2 separate regions of the Homo sapiens genome follow, and region 2 is linked to region 1. A link is an interaction called in ENCODE POLR2A ChIA-PET data of the cell type or tissue named here. Cell type or tissue: Panc1. All regions are shown on one strand. Each heading gives the region's core, and the rest is flanking DNA. Links, peaks and the distances in the headings are about the cores only.

The links. ChIA-PET counts read pairs that join two places held together with the same protein. Peaks named below come from ENCODE experiments on the same cell type or tissue, not always from the same donor. Only the 100,000 strongest peaks of a DNase experiment are listed, where the experiment ranks them.
Region 2: POLR2A ChIA-PET joins it to region 1 with 7 read pairs; 2 of 35 experiments call an interaction of 5 or more read pairs at or near these places.

What each region holds. Positions count from the first base shown.
Region 1 is chr10:132,474,216-132,479,583 of GRCh38, reverse strand. No RefSeq gene overlaps it. Among named protein-coding and RNA genes, the nearest start is that of LINC02870, 32 kb to the right of the region's middle. RefSeq lists enhancers at 1,616-2,217, 2,218-2,818. In Panc1, for the core only: no CTCF peak of the experiment used is centred there; no DNase peak of the experiment used is centred there.
Region 2 is chr10:132,663,884-132,669,251 of GRCh38, reverse strand. The region is part of intron 4 of INPP5A (inositol polyphosphate-5-phosphatase A); the gene reads right to left. Among named protein-coding and RNA genes, the nearest start is that of NKX6-2, 120 kb to the left of the region's middle. RefSeq lists an enhancer at 2,293-3,492. In Panc1, for the core only: no CTCF peak of the experiment used is centred there; DNase peaks (open chromatin) are centred at 1,255, 1,713, 2,092 and 3,031; H3K4me3 peaks cover 2,801 bases; H3K27ac peaks cover 4,551 bases.

The DNA of each region.
Region 1 (5,368 bases), core at 215-5,214:
CCCTAGGGGGGCAATGCAGAGGGGTCTACTTCTTCCTCTGCAGTGCGAGGCGGGGTCGTCTTCTGCATTTAGAGTCCAAGCCAAAAGTCCCCTCCAGAACCAGCTCACGCAGGGGTCTCACGCCTTTCTCCACCCACCCTCAGGCCCGTCAGCCATGCATGGTCCCGCAAGGTCACTGAGCCACCCTAAGCCCTGGCCTTTTCCCTCTGTGGGAAGGGGCTCAAGGTGGGGCTCTAGGTACGGCTAAAGGTGGGGCTCAAGGTGGGGCTCAAGGTGGGCCCCTTGTCCAGCTCCTGCTCCAGCCAGGGAATGGGCTCCATGGATTCATGTCCACCAAGAACCTCAGGATGTGGCTTTATTTGGAAGTAGCCTTGCTGATGTCATGGGTTAGGGATGTTAGGGATCTCTGGATGTGGTCACCCGGACCTAGGATGGGCCCTACAAGGATAGCAGAGAACACAGAGAGGAGTCCGTGAGAAGGCATGGCTGGGGTGATGCAGGCACACGCCCAGGAACGCCAGGAGCCACCGGGAGCCGGCAGAGTCAAGGAAGGGTCCCCCCTGAGGGACAGAGGCTTCGGAGGGAGCGTGGCCCTGCTGACACCTTGACTGCAGGCACGTGGCCTCCAGCACTGTGGGAGCAAACACGTGTCTTAGCCACTCACATGCTGGCTCTGTGGCAGCAGCCCTGGGACACCGACGGGAGCCCTGAAAGGGGCACAGCCTGAGGCGCAGACGTCTTCGGCTAGGTGCTCTGTGACACCCTCAGGGCCAGAACTGTCTCAGTGCCTCCTGTACAGGTGGAGAGACTGAGGCACAGAGTTGGCAGAGGTGGCAGAGGTGGGGTTCAAACCATGCAGCCCGGGTTCCTGCCACCCAGCAACTGCCCCTCCCAAGTGCTCAGGGTCACGTCCTCTGGGCCCCAGGGGCAGGGTGGAGGCTGCAGGAGCAGGTGTGCTGGGGCTGCCAAAGGGAGGATTGCACCCACTTCCTGGGGTTTGCAGGCCTCGGCAGCGGCCTTTGCCCAGCTTCAATATCCCCGGGCCCAGAGGGCAGAGGGTGCCGGGGGGAAGCCCCTTCAGGCCTCTCCTTTCTCCCCCCTGTACCCCACAGGACCTGCTGCAGGGGAAGGGGCCAGGAGGCCAGGAGACTGGACAGCAGGAGGCTCGAGGACCACGCAGACACTGGCCTTGGGAGCACCCACCTCTCTGACCCGCTCCAGAGGGGGCTAGAGACCTGGAGGCAAAGCCCAGGGTCAGAAACCACAGATGGCTCCTAAGGCCAGGTGGGCAGCTGAACCCAGCAGGGTGAGGAGCAGGAGGTATCCCTGGGCCCCAGCACCCACCCAGTGTGGTGCCCCCAGAGCTGGCCTGGAGGAAGATGCCCCCCCTGCTAGACCTCAGGGCTGACAAGCCCCCTGCGAGGGGCTGCGGGGCCATGGGTGGGGGCTGCTTTCTCCCGGCTCCCTGGGCCCCAGGGCCCCTCTCCTCAGCCTGGAAGCCCACATGCTCCTGACTCCATGGCTGTGGTTCTTGGCCCACACTCTGGGTTCTGGAGGCTGAGGGGGCTCCGACGGGGGCACACCTGACATCTGCTAAGGAAGCAGGAGGTCCCAGGGCACAGCGGCCACATCAGCTGGAGGCACTGGGAGAGCTGCACTCCCGGGCTAAACAGAGCCAGGCATGTGCTCCACGGGGAGTGGGTGGGGCACTGCCCTCAGTGGTCTTGGCCCAGGCTGCCTCTGGCTAGCGAGGGAGTGCGCTCCTGGGTGGCCTGGCTGCACGGCCGTCCTGCATGGCCCAGCTTTTGTCTGTGTCCCTGTGCAGCCTCATAGGCCCCGCAGCCCCCTGGGATCCCATATCTGCACAGGTGGCCTCTGCTGGGAGGGAAGTGGGTGGCTCTGATTCCTCTCTGGCTCCTGTTCTCTCCTGGGGCCCCTGGAGGTGGGCGGGCGGCCTCGAAGCCTGCCTATGTGGAAGAAGCTCGGACGGCACCAGCAGGATGGTCGCAGGACTCAGGGGCCCGGGCTGCACCTGTTGTCTGGCCTGCCTGTGCTCGGGTTTCTCCCTCCCTCCTGGAGCCCCCAACCAATGGGGGAAGCAGGCAAACAGTGGGGGCCCCGCCTGGCCCAGGGAAGGCTTTATGGAAGAGGCGAGGCCTGAGACCCCAGGAAGGAGGAGCAGCCTCTGGGTCAGGGGAGGGCAGGGGCCAGAGCTGGCAGGAGGCGCAGCTGTGAGCTGGGGTCTGGGGGCCCTGACTGGAGTCTGCGGAGGGCCCTGGGATGAGTGATCAGATGCTGTGTTATCAGGAGGAAGTTTTTGGGGAGGCTGGCGGTGGGGACCCACTTGTCAGAGACGCGTGTGGAAGTGGGTGAGACTCAGGAGACCCTGGAGCAGGGATGAGGGAAGGAGGGACGAGCTGGAGAAAGGAACAACGTGGGCATCCAGGAGGGCCTCACTCCCTGTCTCCTGGGGTCCCCACGCCCACATCCCTGGCACCACCAGCTCCTCCCCAGGCTGTCGGGGACCCTGCACCATGAGTCCTGCAACTGCTCCTGTGACCGCTGCAGAGTGGGTAACAGGAGGGAGTTGATAGAAGCCCTCAACCCAAGTGCCCCCAGCTGATGAGCACCCCAGCGGCATCTCTGACCCGGGCCGGGAGCCCTGGCTTTCCAAGCACATCACAAGCTAGGCCACTGGCAGATGCAAAGGTTGGGCTGATTAATGCTTCTCCAGTGAAATGCCACAGGGGCCACCCAACATGCGGGCTCGCCTGTCTGCAGCTGTGAGCAGCTTATTGATCAGCTGGGGAGCTTGCAGAAACCCAAAGACCTCAGTGCAGACATGGAGATGGCACGTCCCTAGGGCGCCAGGCCTGGGGTCTCAGACAGCTGGTGGGGGACCCAGCGTCCCAGCCTGGACCCAGGAGACCTGAGCTGGAGCCCCTGGGGAGCTCCCCAGTCTGTGTCCATTCTGGGACCTGGGTTCCCAGGACACAGTCCAGCTGGAGACAGGGTTTGGAGGTGGGAGGAACTTTGCACCTGGTTCCCAGGACACAGCCCAGCTGAAGATGGGGTTTGGAGGTGGGAGGAACTTTGCACCTGGTTCCCAGGACACAGCCCAGGTGGAGATGGGGTTTGGAGGTGGGAGGAGCTTTGCACCTAGGCGCCTGGTCTACAGCAGGTGCTGTGTGACCGCAGGAGGGGGCTCACCTCAGCCCAGCTCTCCATCAGGCTCGGGAAAGGAGACACCTGGATGGAATGCAGAAGGTACCATGGCCGGTGACCACAAGAGGTGAAGGTGGCAGGGTGGCCAGGGGCTGGGTGCATGGCCACCTTCAGCTTAAGTTCCAAAGCAGACGGGTGTGAGGGGAGCCAGGAAACATCTGCTCATAGATGCCTGCTCTACTGGGGTGCAGGAGTCCCCTCAGCACTCCGGGAGGAGACAGACGGGGCAGGCACACACACACACACACACACACACACACACACACACACCTGCATGTGTGCACAGACTTTTGCTCACATACACATCCGTATGCACATGTACACGTGCACAGAAAATCCATACGCATGAGTGCATAGGTGTGTACACACGCACACGTGCACACACCCAGAATAAAACCATGTGGGCCTGTGAAAAGATCCACCATCATAAAGGGCAGAGAGCTAGCCGGCCAAGAGGAAGATAAAACAGGCTTCGAAAAGATTTTCTCGCAGAGATTCTCTCACTATTTTTTGAAGCATCTGCTTTATGTTTTCATTAAAAATTAAGAATAAGTGGACTTGGGGAACAAGAGGATACATAAGAGGTCTCAATAGAGTAAGAAGATTTTAAAAAGAAGAGAAGCTGCCTAAAAATCAGAAATAAACAGGTCGATGGAGAGGGGAAAGGGGAAACATTACCCCAAAACTGACAGCAACTGAAGGAATGAGAATCTGCATTCGCCGTGGGTCTGAGAGGCTCACCCTGCTTCCAACCAGGACAGTGGAGAGGGGACCTGAGGTCAGAGACACCGTGACGGGCGTCTTGGAAGTTAAAAAACTGAGGGTGAGTTTTGAAATAAATTCAACAGGTCAGTGGTTGAAATAATTGTATTTGGTTACCTAACAGAGTTAACTATCAAAAACAATTCTTAAAAATTACATAGTAGCAAAGAATTATAAATGAAATAATGTGCAACATTATTACATTTGTACATCTCAAAGAAAGGGGCAATTTTCCAGGAAAATGTGGTTTTCCAAAAATTGTCTCAAAAGGAAACCTGAACACTTTAAGAGATGAATAACCACTGAATGAACTGAAAGGGTTTTGCCAAAGAATTATTTCCATACGTGATGCCAGACCAGTACAACTTTATAGGTGGGTTAGTTCAAACTTTTAAGGAACAGAGCTCCAATGCCATATACATTGAAAATTCATAGAAATATTTGGAAAGCTCCCCACTTAATTTTATGAACCTAGTATAACTTTGATATTAAAACTTGGCAAAGATAGTATCACAAGACGAATTATAATATAATCTCAATTACGAATGTAGATATAAGAATTCCAAATAAATTCTTAAATGTAAATTCAGTCACCATTTTAAATAAAGAATATATCAAATTCACAGAATTTATTCCTTGAAGGCAAGGATGAATTAATATTATAAAATCTAATAACTTAATTATATCAATAGGTTAAATGAGAAATATAATCATTTGATTGTCAATAGATAACAAAAAGGCATTTGATAATGTTTGATATCCATTAACCTTAATTTTAATCAAAACCATAATTAATGTTAAAATTTGAACTGTGCGGCAAGGCTTATAACCAAATGCTGTAGCCCCTTACCTAATCTGTCTGACTTCTAGAAAGTTCTTCCTCTTCAGAGGCCACCACTTTCAGCTCTTTGCAGAAATTTTTTTAGGTATTTACCTACATATTTCTAAATAACACACTTACCTTGTTGTTGCTTGGTTTTTGAGTTTTATATATTATCTGTTGACCGTAGATGGGAAGATGAAAGTTAAGTTCTCTTACATGGCCTCTATCACCACACAGACCCATGAACTTCTTTTCTTCCTATTTTTTTTGGGATAAATCACAATTTTTTATTTATTTATTTATTTTTTGAGACAGAGTCTTACTCTGTTGCCCAGGCTGGAGTGCAGTGGTGCAATCTTGGCTCACTGCAACCTCTGCCTCCTGGGTTCAAGGGATTCTCCTGCCTCAGCCTCATGAGTAGCTGCGGCTACAGGTGCCCGCCACCATACCTGGCTAATTTTTGTATTTTTAGTAGAGACGGGGTTTCACTATGTTGGCCAGGCTGGTCTCGAACTCCGGACCTCATGATCTGCCCACCTTGGCCTCCCAAAGTGCTGG
Region 2 (5,368 bases), core at 129-5,128, 190 kb before region 1:
AGATGGAGTCTCACTCTGTCTCCAAGGCTGGAGTGCGGTGGCACGATGTCTGCTCACTGCAAGCTCCGCCTCCTGGGTTCACGCCATTCTCCTGCCTCAGCCTCCCGAGTAGCTGGGACTACAGGCGCCCACCACCACGCCTGGCTAATTTTTTGTATTTTTAGTAGAGACGGGGTTTCACCATGTTGGCAGAATGGTCTCTATCTCCTGACCTCGTGACCCACCCACCTCGGCCTCCCAAAATGCTGGGATTACAGGAGTGAGCCACCATGCCCGGCCTCACCGGCTGTTTCTTAACCTTCCTGTGTCTCCGGCACCCCAAAGATAAAGTGGGGAAATGATCCCCCAGAACAAAGCCTCACAAGCAGTACACGCTCAATAAACGCCAGCAGTGGTGGTCGTGCGATGGAGCTCGGCAGTTTTTAAAGAAAGCCACAGAAATGGACCAAACCCAGAGCACGGTCAACAGGGGCTGAAGCCCCCTGAGCTATTCAGAGAGGGGTGAAGTGGGCCGCAAGCTTTTAAATCCTACGGAAGAGAATAAAAACATCAGGAGGAATGATAAGCCCTTCTAATGCTCCCTGTGCAAATTCATGTTTAATTTGAGGAGAAATATCAACATTTTTTCATTTCCCTGATCATGCTTTAATTAAATCTCTAGCCCACTGTTTAAAATAAAGCCATTATGGATAGTGATCAAGAATTTCATCACTCCCTACTGAACTATAAAATCAATCACTTAACTTTTTATTATATAACCTCTGAAAAGTGAAACAGTTTGAGGTTACAGGATTTGAAGTGCTCTGATTTTCGCCAAAAGAAGTCCGTCAAATGTGCTTCTGAGAAACTCATGTTCTGCTTCATTTCCATATTTTTTCCATGGCAGCATCAATAAGTTACAGGGCGTCACTTTGCCCCCTAACCACCAACAGAAAGCCTCAACTGAAAGGAGGCCGAGGCCATCAGCCCATGGCAGGAACGTGAGGCTCTCGTGTCATTTCACCTAAGAAAGGATCAGTGACACCTGAGCCTGGGATCTGCCACTGGAATTTTCAAAAGTCAAGTGTGGGGCTGGGCTGCAGGAGCCCATTAGTCCCTCACCACCACACCAACCCTGCAAGGCCGGCAGACTCCAGTACACTCAAAAAACTGAATAACTTTGTTTAATGTTGCCTAGAAATAAGGAAAAATAACAAATACTTGTAAAAGTTACACTTGAAAGATCTCCACTCCAACTTATGTTCAATGTACTTAGCAAAAAGGTCAAAGCTCCGGAATTTGCTGGATAAATAAATGTTGGTGAGGCGGATGAATCACTGGAGAATTGGTGCATGGCGGCGAATGAATAACCTGCAAATGCCTCCCAAACCCCATTATTTCCCCTTTTCCAAGAGCCCAAGATTCATGTCCCCGCATGCCGCCAGTTCATTACCGAGAAATATCATCCCTCTTCCGGCTCGCGCCGGGCAGCGCACACGGCCCCCTGAGGACCCTTTAATGTTTAATTCCCCATCATCTGCTCCACTGAACAGCTTAATCTCTGCTTGTATGATCAATACTATATCAGTGTAAATTAAAATGACAATTTTAAAGTAATTAAGCCTGTTAATGCTCGATTCAAATGTCATTATTTGCACAAGGGATTGAGGAGAAATTACATCGTGTCCGGGGTGACAGGAAGCTGTCTGGGCCTCTTCAGCCCCGCTGTGCAGGGCCACTGGAGGCTTCAGCAAAGCAGATTAACTTCTGCCTCGCCCTGCCAGCATGCCTATCCAATTTCTAAAGAGGATAACGCAATTTGATAAATTTAATTCCAGCTACAAACTCAATTATTGTGATAATAGATGAAAACTGGGAGGAGCCTCTGCACAAGGCCCACAGTTTTAAAAACACACTTAACTCCAGAACGAGCTTCAACAGTAATGGCTTGATTTGATTTGTTCTCTCTCTTTTGAAGCCCCTTTAAATAATTATGATGGTTGGAAGAACAGCCGACATTTATTAAACAGCCGAGCTCCAACCAAAAGGGGCTGCGGCTTAGACAATCCAGGTCATACTGGAAACGTCTGCTGTCCTGAGCTTGTACAGCAGCATTTATTAGACAAGCACATCATTACATTATTGGATCTCATAAATAGATATATAAAACTCAGCCAGCCTCAGATGAAACCTCCCTCTTGCTCAACACTGGCGGGTCTGCCCCAGCTTGGAAAGCGGCATCCAGCAGGACCCTGCCATTTTTTTGTCCCAGGTGGCAGAGGGGGTTGGGGGTGAGAGGAATTAATGAAAATAACTTTTTTAAAAACCACCTTTACCCTCCTATGATTCCCAGCACACTCAGTACACATTATGACTCAAGTTATCTCCAACGAGCTCTCAATGCACAGATATCTTTCTCTACCCGAGTCCACTTACGGATGAGGTGGGTGGGTAGCCTGCCGAGAAGGTCTGCACAGCACACGCTGGGGGCCGCTTTAAGGGGACAGCTGCAATTGCTGGACTTCATCCATTAGGTCAGCAATAAAAATTGACAACCAAACATTAATTTCAAGATGAAGAGCACAGTGTAACAATTTCCGTTTGAAAGATGTTTCGGCTCGGTGTGGGCCATCCTTCAGGGTTTTCCCAGACAATTCCAGATGCTGCTGCACTCCAGAAGGAAAGAGAGCCCCACTGCAAAGTCGGCAGCCTCGGGATGGTGCGCCACGGGGCCAGCGGTTTTGGGTGATCCGACAGGGGTTTTTTTGTGGCTGTTTTCAAACCCAGTGATGTATACTTTAATACTTTAACTGTCTAAATTCCACCTTTTCCATACAGGAGGGAGCTGTACAGCTGGTGTCTCTTCACTGCATGCTTGAAAGGCCCTTATCCGTTACCTCCCTACTGCCTACGATGACTTCACAGTTCCTCAAGTTTCCCCCAGCCAGCAGAAATCAGATTTAAAACCAGTGAAAACATGGAATAATGTGTTCAAATGGCTCTCCCTTTCTGTCGGTTTAAACATAAATATCCCTGACTATGAATTACTCCCCCAAGTTCCTAGATGAATCATAGTGAGGAAGTAATGATGCATTATAACAGTCACGACATGGGAGGAAGCGCTGAGTAAAGGCCAGGCACACAGTGACTCAGTTTTAAGGCAAACCTGGTAAAGGACTAATGTGGTTATATCATTCTTCTCTTTTTTTTTTTTTTTTGAGACAGGATCTTGCTCTGTTGCCCAGGCTGCAGTGCAGTGGTGTGATCTTGGCTCACTGCTACCTCCACCTCCCAGGCTCACACGATCCTCCAGCCTCAGCCTCCCAAGTAGCTGCGACTACAGGTGCACGCCATTGCAGCTGGCTAATTTTTGTATTTTCAGTAGAGATGGGGTTTCCCCATGTTGGCCAGGCTGGTCTTGAACTCCTAAGCTCAAGCAATTCACCTGCCTCAGCCTCCCAGAGTGCTGGGATTACTCCTAAGCTCAAGCAATTCACCTGCCTCAGCCTCCCAGAGTGCTGGGATTACTCCTAAGCTCAAGCAATTCATCTGCCTCAGCCTCCCAGAGTGCTGGGATTACTCCTAAACTCAAGCAATTCACCTGCCTCAGCCTCCCAGAGTGCTGGGATTACTCCTAAGCTCAAGCAATTCACCTGCCTCAGCCTCCCAGAGTGCTGGGATTACTCCTAAGCTCAAGCAATTCACCTGCCTCAGCCTCCCAGAGTGCTGGGATTACTCCTAAGCTCAAGCAATTCACCTGCCTCAGCCTCCCAGAGTGCTGGGATTACAGGTGTGAAGCACTACACCCAGCCCATTCTTCCCTTTTAACCAAGGAAGAAATTACACAATGAAACAAATACCCCGAATCTTAATATCACTTTTCCTTTGTCATAATTAACAATTAGCGACACAGAATCGAGGGGAAAAACACAGGATCCGTTTACTCCTAGGAAGGGCGTTTCTGTGAATCTAAGAGGGGGCTTTCCTGTGTTCTCAAGGCCACGGGTCAGCCAGTGGCCGCTGCGGGGTGCGCTGTCTGGGAGACACTCTCGGGATGGAAGTGAAGTGCTCCGTCTGTCCCCCTTCTTTGGAAACACAGGTGTGTCTGCAAAGGCGAGGGAAGGCCTCAGGTGGGCATGATCTCTGAAGCTCCAGCTTCGTTTCCTTCAGTCTGGGGGTGCCCTCATGCACAACAGGGCTTGGCCTTGAGGGACCTGCCCTGCACAGGCGGGGCGCTGCCAGGCCACGACTTCAGGAAAGTTCTGGGCAGGCAGGGGCAGCCCCTGACTGCTCAACGCCTCAGTTGCAACGGGAAAACCTGAGCCACCCCAACAAGCCTACATCGGGGACTCCGATACTTAAGACAGCAGGATGCATCTCTACGTGCACAGGTGGGATGCACTAAACGCTGCCCTGACAGGGATGTGTGGCCAGGATGGGAGCCACTTTCTCCCAGGAAAACATCGTGCTTGTCACCTTCCTTGGGACAGAAGGATGGGTGGTTTTCAAAGAGCACATAGCAGTTCTAACAGGTGCCAAGCCAAATGGCAAGGTGCACTCATGAAAATCACCCACACTTCTGTGCTCAGCTCTGGGCTGCTGCTGATGGGGAGCTGTGGGCCCCAGCAGACGTGGCTGTGAGAGAGCGCACTCAGAGGCCCAGCCACCCCCACACAGCGGTGTGCCACACCCCAACTCATCACACAAACGCACAGGGCAACAGGCGAGGTCTGTGTAGACACCCATCTGCTCAGGAACACACTGAAAAACACGATGTTCCCTTTGGGACATCAGGTAGTGAAGCCTCAAGAGCAGGTCAGGTGCCCTCCAGGCACACAGCAGGGTCCTGGGCAGGCTGTGACATAAAAGCTCACATTCATTCTGTGGATTAAGCCTAGAAATGTACACACGGCTCACAGCATCTGAAGCCAAACCTGGACGGGCTTTGGAGAAAATATTTGTTCATTCAGTTTCCTTCGGTCTCCTTCAAAATCATAAAAACCCATCTCCAGGGAGGCTGTGGTTGGGTGAGCACAGCTGAGGGACCCGCAAGAATTTGCACAGGAAAGAAAGCCAGGCAGAGCAAGGAGCAGCTCACGGGGCTCCGGAAGTGAAACATCACCTGAGGCCAAATGAACAGAACAACAAGCTAAACTGTGAATCAACCATGGCTATTTCTTTATGTTCACTGCTTCAGTGATTTTCTGTCAAAAAATGCTAACAAGCATGAAAGTCCTTAAGAGCTTTACAATTTTTCAGTTCGTTCACCAATACCTTTCGCGCGGCGTGTTTGTTTCCTGGGCTGCGTGTGACACGGCACTCGATCACGCCTGTCGGCCGCCTGATGGATCGGCTGCCCACGAGGCACCTTGGCCCAGCCTTTGCCACA